2 separate regions of the Homo sapiens genome follow, and region 2 is linked to region 1. A link is a loop called in an ENCODE intact Hi-C map of the cell type or tissue named here. Cell type or tissue: endothelial cell of umbilical vein. All regions are shown on one strand. Each heading gives the region's core, and the rest is flanking DNA. Links, peaks and the distances in the headings are about the cores only. Region 1 has its middle 170 kb from the start of MIR125B1. Region 2 has its middle 320 kb from the start of MIR125B1.

Region 1 (5,385 bases), core at 220-5,219:
CTTTAGGCTCTTAAGCATTCCATTCAGCTCATCTACACTCCCCTCTGGTCAAAGCCATTCATTACCAATTGTAAGTAATGTGACTATGGGGATGCTACCTGGGGCCACTGGAAACCCGCCATGGTTTACAGCCCTTGGAACAGACTCAGACATTGTAAGTGAAAACTCTTTAAGCCAAACCCAAACCTTTTATAATTGAAATTATAATAAATCACACCTCTTAAATCTTTCTGGAGAAGATTTGGGAAAAGTCTCTTCTTGCTCTTTCACTGCCAGAGAGCTCCTTAATAAGGGAGTGAGATTCAAATTAAAAACAAAACAAAACAAAACAATTTCCACTTCAGCTGTCCTCAGGGCTAATGCAGGGTGTATACGATTTGTGGTCAAGACGTGGAAGCTAGGAATAGGGACAGGTAGAACAGAAGGGCAAGCCAAATTAGAGTATGTTTGATCCCAGCTGTAAAGGCCAATGGCTTCCTATCCAACTCTAAGAAAAAGTCCACACGCTCGAGCATAATATACATATAGGGCCTCTGGGATCTGCCCTACTCCTGATGTGTCCCTCTCCTATAGCACTTACCTCTCTGTATTGCAACTATTTGTTTGCCTTCCCTATTAGACTGTGAGGCCTGTGAGGGCAGAGATCATGACTTAGTCAGTTTTAATCCTTAGTAACTTCAGAAACCCAGTAAATGCAGGGTCAGTTTGCACAATCCTGAAAAAATGAGCAAACTGACTCTGCACTAAAGCTGCCCATAAGCCAAAAGGGCAAAGTCAAGGGAAGTGGACCTCAGATTGCACATAATCGGAAGCACTCAGGGGCATGTCTTTTTATTCTAGCTGGGACTGTAAGCTATTCAGGGAAGGCTATTACAAGCAGTGGCCATGAAACAATAAACTTCATCTCCCCACCCCGACAAATGTATCAGAATCTATGACCCCTTCTAAGTACTCTCCTTGGGAGGCAAAGTGTATATTCTGAAATGGCTATGTTTGCTCAATAAGCCTTTTTTGGAATTGTGATCAGATTCAGTTTATATACCACACAAACCAATCTAATTTCCTTATAGGCACATGTATTTCCAAAGCAATGTTCCCCAACTTGATTGCCCACCATATTCATTGGCCATAGCTTCAGGGCGACTTTTAATAGCTTTCAACAAATCCACCCTCTAAGGATGAAGATGTACCACATTTCAAGATATTTAAGAAAGTACCAACAGTGTCCATGCATAACTTTCCAGAAGAGTTCCAAAAATGCTTTGAGCAATTTCTCAGTATCTTGGGAATCAGCAAAAATCTACTGAGAGGACTGCTTTGCAGGCAATAGTGCTGCTTTGGAATTAGACATTCTCATTCATGTGTTACATAACAATAACAAGCACTTATTAACTGTTTACTATGAACCAACTCTATCCAGCAATGTTTGCGTGTGTGTATTCTCACTGAACCCTCCCAACAATTATATGAAAACAGCAACAACAACAATGGTTGTTTTTGGCATTTACTGAGTGCCCATGATGGGTCAGACAGTGTTAAGGATTATTTCGTTTTAAACCCATTTTACAGACAAAAAAACTGAGGTTTAGAAAAAAGTAAAGAACTTTGCTAAGGTCCCAAAGCCAGTAAGAGAGGAACTAAGATTCATATGCAAATGTATCTGACTTGCTTATAATTACTCTGATTTATGCCTGTGGTAGGCTCTGCACTGTGATGTGACTGCCGGATTTATATATATATTATATATATACGTATATATATAATATATATATTATATATATATTATATATATTATATGGTAGTAGAATGAATATATTACTATATATATTATATGCTAGTAGAATGAATAAACTTATATCAGTGACAGTGGTCCCACCAAGGCAAATAAGAACAACAAGCAAAAGTGATACAAGAGGGTTCAGCTCATCTAATTCCTAAACTACAGCCACGTTCCTGTTCATAGGAGAGAGCAGTGGGCATCAGAGACCAAACCTGGATGTCTCCAAGCCAGCTGCAGCATGGGGCTTTGTGATTTGCTGTTTCACTCCAGTTAAGCCCCTGCAGGGCCCTGAGTCTTAGTCACTCCAGCCAGGCATCAGGAATGGGTACATTCACCTCCCTTCCCCAGCCTTCCCCTATGAATATTTATAAAGCGCTCTAGAATCCTGGTATCCCATAAAAATGCAAAGTACGATTATTATTAATGATACAGTTAGCAAGAAGGACATTTGTTATTTCTACTCAATTGGTTTCCCCCAGGAGCAGAAACAATTTTTTTTGACATAGTATTAATGCGCCGCCTCCGCAACTTTGGTCATCTGTCATCTTCTTTCGGACAAAGTTGAGCCAGTGTCTCAGGCAGCACCCTTCCTTCCCCTTTGCAATATCGGCACTAGCTGAGCCCAAGTGGCTTTATGGTTTAGATGAAACTATGGATCTTTATTTGATTTCTGGTATCAGGAAACAATTTATGAGGATCAAGGCAGTTAGGCTACGCGACTTCCTTTCTTGCCGAGGTAGTCGCTAGTCGCACAGGCAGCCCTGGCTCATAAATCTCGTTTTATTTCCCCATCTATTCACCTGGAACTAAGTGATTTTTTTTAAGGCAAAGGGGAGAACACATTTCCTTATGTAAGCACTCTTCCTCCAGCTCGTAATCACCATTGTTTCTCAGACGAACTAGTGAGCAGCTGAAGCAGGAGCCATTTCCATTTTCGTGCATCACACTTGTATTTTCAGAGTTTACAGAAAAATACTGCAACCAATTTGGGATTTCCCTGTAATGAACCACTTCCTCTAAATAAACCAGAATTGATTCCAATGTGAATTTCAGAGACGAAAGGGCTTTCTGAAAACATCTATTTTCATATGCCCTTCAGAAACTACCTTGCCTTTCTTTTTGCTCCCATCCCCCGCTCCCACCCTCCCTCAAGCCCCCCACCCCGCCTTCCCCTCCTTCTTAAGAAGACTTTCCCAGGTCCCTCTTGGCTGTGGTTGAACGACGTTGGCTCCTGTCCATGCTGCAACAAAGACCTGGCATTCCAGCTGTCTGCGTCTAATCTCCAGTGTCAGCTCTCGTTAATGTGTGAGCGTGAAATCAGAGGGGGCAGAGCTGCACGGAATATTAAAACCATGATCAGAATTCCACTGAAATGCTGAGAGTCTGCAAGCACCATTAGAGGAGGCTGTCAAATCACGGCTTCGCATTAAATAAAAGAAAAGATTTCTATCAGAGGAAAGTACAATCAGTGAATCGCTGAGCTAAATTAGCATTTTTTCAATTGGAGATCGAAGTTGATTTATTGTTCTACACGACATTAATGTAACTATGTGCTTGACCTGCTAAGGCAGCTAATTTTTCATTTAAATGGTTTCTTTCCTTCCCGGTGCAAAGGCTGCAATCATATTTCAACTTTGCAGAGTGATCAGAAAAGTCGTGGAATGCTGCAGAAATGTCTTAGGGCGGCCTTCCTTCCCCTCCCCTCTCTTTCCTTTCCTTTTTCCAACTCCAGCGCCTTCCTCCTCCCCTCCCCTTCCCCCCTAACCTCATGGCTGGTGGTCAAGGTCACAGAGGAAGAGTAATCTCAAAGCCACCGACTTCAAAGCCTCCATCAAAGAAGCCCCTACGTAGCCATTGAATTAAAAGGGAGTGGGGGAGGGTGGGGTCCTGGCACTAGACGTTCCTACCAGCAAGAAAGGACCCTTTAACTGCCCTGCTGGTGTGGCCAAATCTGGGGCGTCCTGGGTCCAGTTTTCTCCTGCAGGCCTCTCAGTATGTGTCTCTTCTCATCCTCCCCATCCCCCTCTCCTCCACACTCACATCGTCTGAAGATAATATACATTTCCAATTAGCAGAGCACATTCTAGTCATGTTCTCTTTTACTGCCCTAACTATCTTCCTTTTGCTAAAAAGCTGGGCTGTCATTAATGAAATCCTGCAGTTCTGTTAATCCGAGATACAATGCTCCTTTCTCTCTCAGTCTCTCCCTAACATAAAAACTACAGTTACTGAAGCTCCCCTCTTCTGTTTGGAGTCCTCGTTGTTTGTCTTTCATTGCATACCTGATGTAGCATAGTAGCAGTCGAAGTTCCCGGACGGATGTAGAAGGAAAAAACACAATTATATTTGTTTCCCAGTGTCCTTGTTTGCAAAGGCAGCTGGCATTTTCTGTTTTTATTTTTTTAAGCACATTGATTTTTAAGCTCTGGAAATTTAGGAATATGTCTTAGGGTAGTTTGGGGGCCTTTGCCTATAGCAAATTTGTTGGATTTAAAACAATTATAGCTGGAAGCCCTGGAAGAACCCTGATAAATTACTTTCCGGCGTTTGTCTGAAATGCCTCTTATGAATTAATGCATTGTATCCATAAGAGAAAGGGCAGGTGGGTGGTGGGCAGTGGTGCTGACATTTGCCACACCTTACCAATATCAGTATGACTTCCAAAGCATAGCGGACATTGGACCAATAGCTGGTACTTATATTTTGGTTTTCTTCTTCCATCCCCAAACATCTACATTCTGAATTACAAATTGGGAACTTTCCTATATTTGGAGGAGGCATGAAGTCAGTGTCAATCCCTTAGATCTGGAGGCCTTGAGAATTTGAGGCTAAGAACGGAATCAGCTGCTACATACCCAGCTAGCCATGGACAGATGAGGTGAAGAATAGCCCCCTACCCCACCCCCGTGGCCTCTAAGACAAGGAAATCACTCGGGCGGGGGCGGGGGGGTGGTCAGTGCAGTGAGGGAAACTTCCCTCTACCTTCATCACAATTGGATCTAATTAGCACCCCTTGGTTGGCCAAGATGCTATGGGGTGATTGGGTCGATGTACTGACCTCTGCTCTGACCCAGTGAAAACGGCTCTACACAGGCCAAAGGTGAGGTTCTTGGCAAGAGACTGTTTAGTTGAATGCTGGAGACAGGCACCAGTTGTCTTCATACCTGCTGCTATGTGGTGGAAGTTGCTTATCTTGCTCATCTTTTACTCCATTTAGAAAGTAACACCATCTCTCCCCCATGTTGACTACCACTCAAAACAACCACTCTAAAAAAGAAGCACGGATTTCATTCTCCAAAGGCAATGAAAGTTTGGTCACTAAATATAGAAAATGCTTCCCCATAAGGCACACTAGTCGTCTGCTTTCCCTTGGGTGATTTCCACTGGGATTCTGTACCAAAAGTCAGTGTTGGTTGATCAGAGTTCCCTCTGTCGCCTGACAATCCACATGCATTAGCCAAGAGGTGGCGTCGCAGCATGATGCTCCCAAATTCTCCATCTGTAGGGCGATCTCATTTGCAAACTCTACTAGAGGGCCTAGATGCAAAGCTCTGTAACTTTCTGCACTCACTATTTCCATGGGCATTTGTTCCCCAAACACAATG
Region 2 (5,385 bases), core at 306-5,305, 150 kb after region 1:
GGACACCACTGGCTTCCAGAATCCTAGTGAAGCAGTAAATGAGATAATTTACTGATACTAGTATCTGGGAGAAAATAAGACTATAGCTTGGAGAACATGAAAAACTTTAGAAAATTATGGAGTAACAATGGCAAGAAAAATGAACAATATGCATAACAGGGTCACCAGCAAGGGCCACTGAAATCAGATGTCCAGGCCAAGTCATCAATGTTCTGAGACCTTCTGAAATGATGCTGTGCCCCTGAGGAGCAGAATTAGGATTGACTTAATTATGGTGGACACCATAGCAGGTCAAAGGAGTTTATCAAGAGATGAATTGATGAAGGTGATCTTGTAGCAAATCTGGCCAGGGATGTGGATGCAGTAAAAGGGGAAATGAGAAGGTTGAGGGTGTTGAGATCTTAATGAAAGTAAAAATTAAGGTTCTAGGGAGTGGTTATGAGTAAAATAATTCACTCATCATTCATTCATTTCTTCATTCAACAAATATTTGAGTATCTACTATGTGCCAGGTACAATTCAAAGCTACTAAGTTTCTCTGCCTGAAGGTGAGCAAGGATAGGAAGAGAAAATAAAATTGACTAAGTCCACTTAACAGAAGTTGAAACTCAGGGACCATATGTTCTCCTGTATCATCTGTGAGATTGAACTATATTTCCATTGCCATTAAGAATAAAGAGTTTACCATTTTCTAATTACTTAAACATATTGTAAATGTAATGCAAGTAAAGGCCTTGTTTGATTCCAAGTATAGGCTGGCCCCTGAAATAGATCATATTCAGAAAGATTTTAAATAATTTTTAAACAGTCCAGACCCTGTATAGACCAGATAGAAAACCTGACCTCTGACCACTGCTGAATAATCAAGAATAAATAACTTAACTTTTCTGTACTTCCATGTAGTTACCTATGGCAGATAATGATTCTCATCACTCCCGTTCTGAGCACTCATTGATTCCACGCATTCAATAAGCATTTACCGAATATCCTACTCTCTGCCACCAACTGTGCCACTTACTATTGCTATATACCTGTACTGTTTGTATGTTATCTTATTTATTCCTCACAAGAATTCTACAAAGTAGATATCACTTGCCCTATGCTCTATGGCTTAAAGAGGAAAGTAGCTTGCTCAGGGGTAGGTATGTTACAAACGGCTGGACTAGAATATCTGTTTTCAAAGTCCATGCTATTTTCCCAATACCATGAAGCCTCATGGAATACTACATTTATTTGTTTATGTGTCTGTCTTTTTAAAAAAATAAGAATTTGGCTGGGCACGGAGGTGCACGTCTATAATCCCAAGCACTTTGGGAGGTCGAGGCGGGAGGTCAGGGAGGATCACCTGAAGTTGGGAGTTTTAAGACCAGCCTGGCCAACATGTTGAAACCCCGTCTCTACTAAAAATACAAAAAATTAGCTGGGCATGGTGGCATGCACCTGTAATCCCAGTTACTCGGGAGGCTGACGCTGGAGAATCTCTTGAACCTGGGAAGTGGAGGTTGCAGTAAGCCAAGATCATGCCATTGCACTCCAGCTTGGGTGACAGAGCAAGACTATGTCTTAAAAATAAATAAACAAACAAACAAGAATCTTGCCAGACTCATATGTATTTTCCTCTTATGCTTAACGTATATTAAATAATCAACAAATATGCAATTCATAACTAAAATGAGGTACAAATTTGACAAAAAGTGTTCCCTAGATGCATGTAATTAGATTAATTATGTGAATTTCTAACTCGCATAGCCAATTGCTTCTTTAGTTATCTCTGTGAATGAGAGGCTGCATGAATGAAGGAAGGAGAGAATGTATAAATGTATCAATAAATGTGCAAATGAAAGTCCAATGTGCTTTTATCTTGGGGCACTGGCATTTGCTCTTCTGCCTGTCTGCAATGCTTTTCCCCCAAATTGTTACATAGCTTGCTTCCTCAATACTTTCTTCAGTTCTGTGCTTGAGGTTCTCATCATCAGTGTGACCTTCACTGGTCACCATATATAAGTAGCAACTACCCTTTCCAGCTGCCATCTCTGTATCTTTACCCTGCGCCACTATTTTTCACAGCATTTACTACCACTGCATATATATATATATATATATGTTAATCCATTTATTCTGCCTCTTCCACTAGAACATATATGCCATGAGAACAGGAACTTTTTCTATACTGTACCCTGGTGCATTCCCAGTGCCATAGGTGCCCAATTCATATCTATTGAATGAATGAACTTGACTACTAAACTTAGTCATAGAAATCAAATTCCTTCTTACCTTTTCTCTTGCTGTGCTCGAGAAGTCAAATAATTTTATCAACAATTGAAACAGTGCTGTGTTCCAGAAGTATAATCCTTCTATGAAAAAAGGCTATGAGATTGACTTTTTGTTTTCTATTATTTCTTCGTGTTTGTGTGTGTGTGTGTGTCTGCACAGGCACGCGTGTTCACACGTACACACACATGCTGTGGGGTTTGGTTGGGATGATATGCTGCTACTTTTTCTGTCTGCAGGAGCCGGAGAGAAAGCCCAGGTGTATCCATTCTCTCCTTACTGAATTCAAAGGTTAAAGTGGAGCTTTCCACCTACTAAGTGGAAGTCGCTGTGACTCTACCTCCACCTCTTCTTTCCTTCTCTTAACCACTTGATTTTGGTAGTGGTTTGGAAGTTAAGTGAAATATTATTTCATCCACTGTGATATTGGAAGAGGGAAAAAAGGAACCCTAAAGGCTAATGTTTACTTCGTGGCAGGACAAAAGAGGTGCAAACAGCTCAATTCAGATTTCCCCTGTCTACTGCAGATAGCTCATGATGAAATACTTCCATTATAAAAGAAGGCCATTCACTAACTTATACAGATTTTTTTTAGGTAATTAGTTTGAGAAAGTACCCCTTCTCAGATAGCATTGAAGCATAATACTGTAATAATATTCATTGCAATGGAATATTATTATAATATTACCTAGTGGCAACCAATCTCATTCTCCAATTCACTGTGTCTCCAATTACTTAGATAAACATCCTAACATTGTGATATTTAAGTGTGGGCCCTATGTGGCCAGGATGTTAACAGACTTTCACGCAGAACTTTTGGAGCCAAAATAAGCTAGATGCTACTGAGCTCATGGCCAAAGCTGAAATGGTAATAATACTTCATATTACTTCGTATGTCCCATGTTATCTTCACCACCCTCTGTGTCAGGAAGAAGTCAGGTATTTTCCCAAAATTACAGATGGTGAGACTTAAGACTCTGAGACCAACAATGTTTCATGGTCACACAGCTAGACATGGTACAACCAAAACTAGAGTCCAGGGTTTGGGGCCCATGTGACTTCCTCTGCTTGCTTTCCATGGCCCAGAAAAACTAGGATCATGCCATGGACTGCAGGCCTTCCTCTCTGGACTCGAATTTCTAGATCTCCAAGTTAATAACAACTCACAAGTAGGGCCACATCAAGAAAGGTAAGGATTTGTGGGCGCAATTCATGATGAGAGCCAGCGTGGAAATTGTGCCTCCAGATACCCAACCCAGGCCAGTGACTATCAAGAGAAAGCCCTGGATCCTACACTGAACAGAGGGAAGCAGAAGGCCCCAAATGAGCCTCCCAGAGCAGCCTGCTTTCCGGTCTGGCCAAGCATTTACTGTGAAACCCTGAAGGATTCAGCAATAAATCACTGTTTCCCATCTTAAATTCCTTTTCTGCAATAAGGAGAGTTATTTACTTTATGATTAATAGTTCTCTGAAAATATCCATGTAGGTGCATTTCTTAGACATTGCTCTTTTTTCTCCTTCCCTCCCAATTTCTTTCCCTTTTTTTATCTCCTGCCTCCCTCTTTTTCTCTGTTTCACTCTCACTCTCTCTCTCTTTCATAGACTTTTAAATCCTCAGTCTTCCTCAGAACGTCAGTTTTCTATTGCTGCATTAAAAATTACCTCAAAATCCCATCTTAAAACAACAGAAATTTATTATGTCACAGTTTCTGTAGGTCAGAAGTCTGGGCATGGCATGGCTGGATTCTCTGCTCAGGGTCTCACCAGGCTGAAATCATGGTGCCAGCTGTGGTTGTAGTTCCTGTTTGGGTCCTCTTCCAAGCTCACTGGTTGTTGGCAGAATTCACATCCTTAAGGCTGTAGGATGAAGATGCCTGTTTCCTGCTAGTTGTTGGCCAGGGACTAGTATTAATGCCCAGAGGCTACTCACAGTTCCTTGCCCTGTGCCCCCCAATGACAGGTCACATCATAAATGTGTGTTACCTCTGGACAGCTGGAGTTTGTCTCTCTGGCGCCCTCATCTACATCCAGCTGCTTTTAAAGGGCTCATGTGATTAAGTCAGGTCCACCAGGATAATCTCCCATCTTAAAATCAACTGTGCCGTAGAGCATAACCGAATCCCTGGAATAACATCCATCATATTCACAGTGCCAGAGAATATGCAACCGAATCCCTGGAATAACATCCATCATATTCACATTGCCAGAGATTACACAGGGCATGTATAATAAAGGGCATGGGGAATCTTGGGCACCATCTTAGAATTCTGCCTATCACACTTAACAACAGCAAACTCCTAACATGAACAAAAGAGTGTTCTTTTTTCTTCCAAGGGATGACTCTGTCCTCCTGCTTGAAATACCCTTCACGTGTCCTCCGAGAAGCCACTCTTTTTTGGGGACTCTTCGAACTCTGACCATTCCTCTGTTGGTTTCTTCCCATCCCCTAACCTCTAAATGCTGAAGTTCCTCAGGATACTCACCTCTTCTCTTTATCTAAAGAAATGCCTGGAAATCTCATCTCCCTCCTGGGGTTGAAGTACCACCTACTCACAGATGGCTCCCTAATTTATCTCTGTAGCTCAGGCCTCTGCCTGAATTTCTAACTCACATACCCAATTGCTTCTTCAATATCTCCACTTGCTTTTCAATACGAATCTCAAACTTCACATTTCTAAAGGGAAACTTGGTTCTGCTGCATTCCCAATTCCTCCCCATCTTAATAAGTGGTAACTCTCCCATTCTCCCAATTTGTCAGGCCCAAAGCCTTGAAGTCTTCTTTAACTCATATTTTTCTCACATATCTGAGACCTAACCCATCAGCAAAGTTTGTTGGCTATACCTTCAAAATATCTGACAGTTACTACCTTCACTGCTCGCAAGATGCCGTTGTACAATGCCTGGGTTTTTGCAGTAGACACCTAGCTACCCTATTTATTTTCACCGTTGTCCTCCTCCCTCCTTGGATTCCAATCTATTCTCCCCAAGGCAGCTAGAGTGATCCTTTTAAAACAAAAAATACAGTAATCCCTCCTTCTGCAGTTGTACTTTCCACAGCTTCGGTTATGTGAGGTCAACCACAGTCCAAAAATATTAAATGGAAAATTCCAGGAA

Evidence for each region. A loop is a pair of places that touch in the nucleus more often than their neighbours do. Peaks named below come from ENCODE experiments on the same cell type or tissue, not always from the same donor. Only the 100,000 strongest peaks of a DNase experiment are listed, where the experiment ranks them.
Region 2: a loop joins it to region 1, with 2.2 times the contacts of the local background. A loop is called at or near these places in 1 of 110 quality-filtered maps.

The regions. Positions count from the first base shown.
Region 1 is chr11:121,927,458-121,932,842 of GRCh38, reverse strand. No RefSeq gene overlaps it. Among named protein-coding and RNA genes, the nearest start is that of MIR125B1, 170 kb to the left of the region's middle. RefSeq lists enhancers at 3,024-3,524, 2,380-3,780. In endothelial cell of umbilical vein, for the core only: no CTCF peak of the experiment used is centred there; DNase peaks (open chromatin) are centred at 2,622 and 3,042; H3K4me3 peaks cover 652 bases; H3K27me3 peaks cover 179 bases.
Region 2 is chr11:121,775,516-121,780,900 of GRCh38, reverse strand. No RefSeq gene overlaps it. Among named protein-coding and RNA genes, the nearest start is that of MIR125B1, 320 kb to the left of the region's middle. In endothelial cell of umbilical vein, for the core only: no CTCF peak of the experiment used is centred there; no DNase peak of the experiment used is centred there.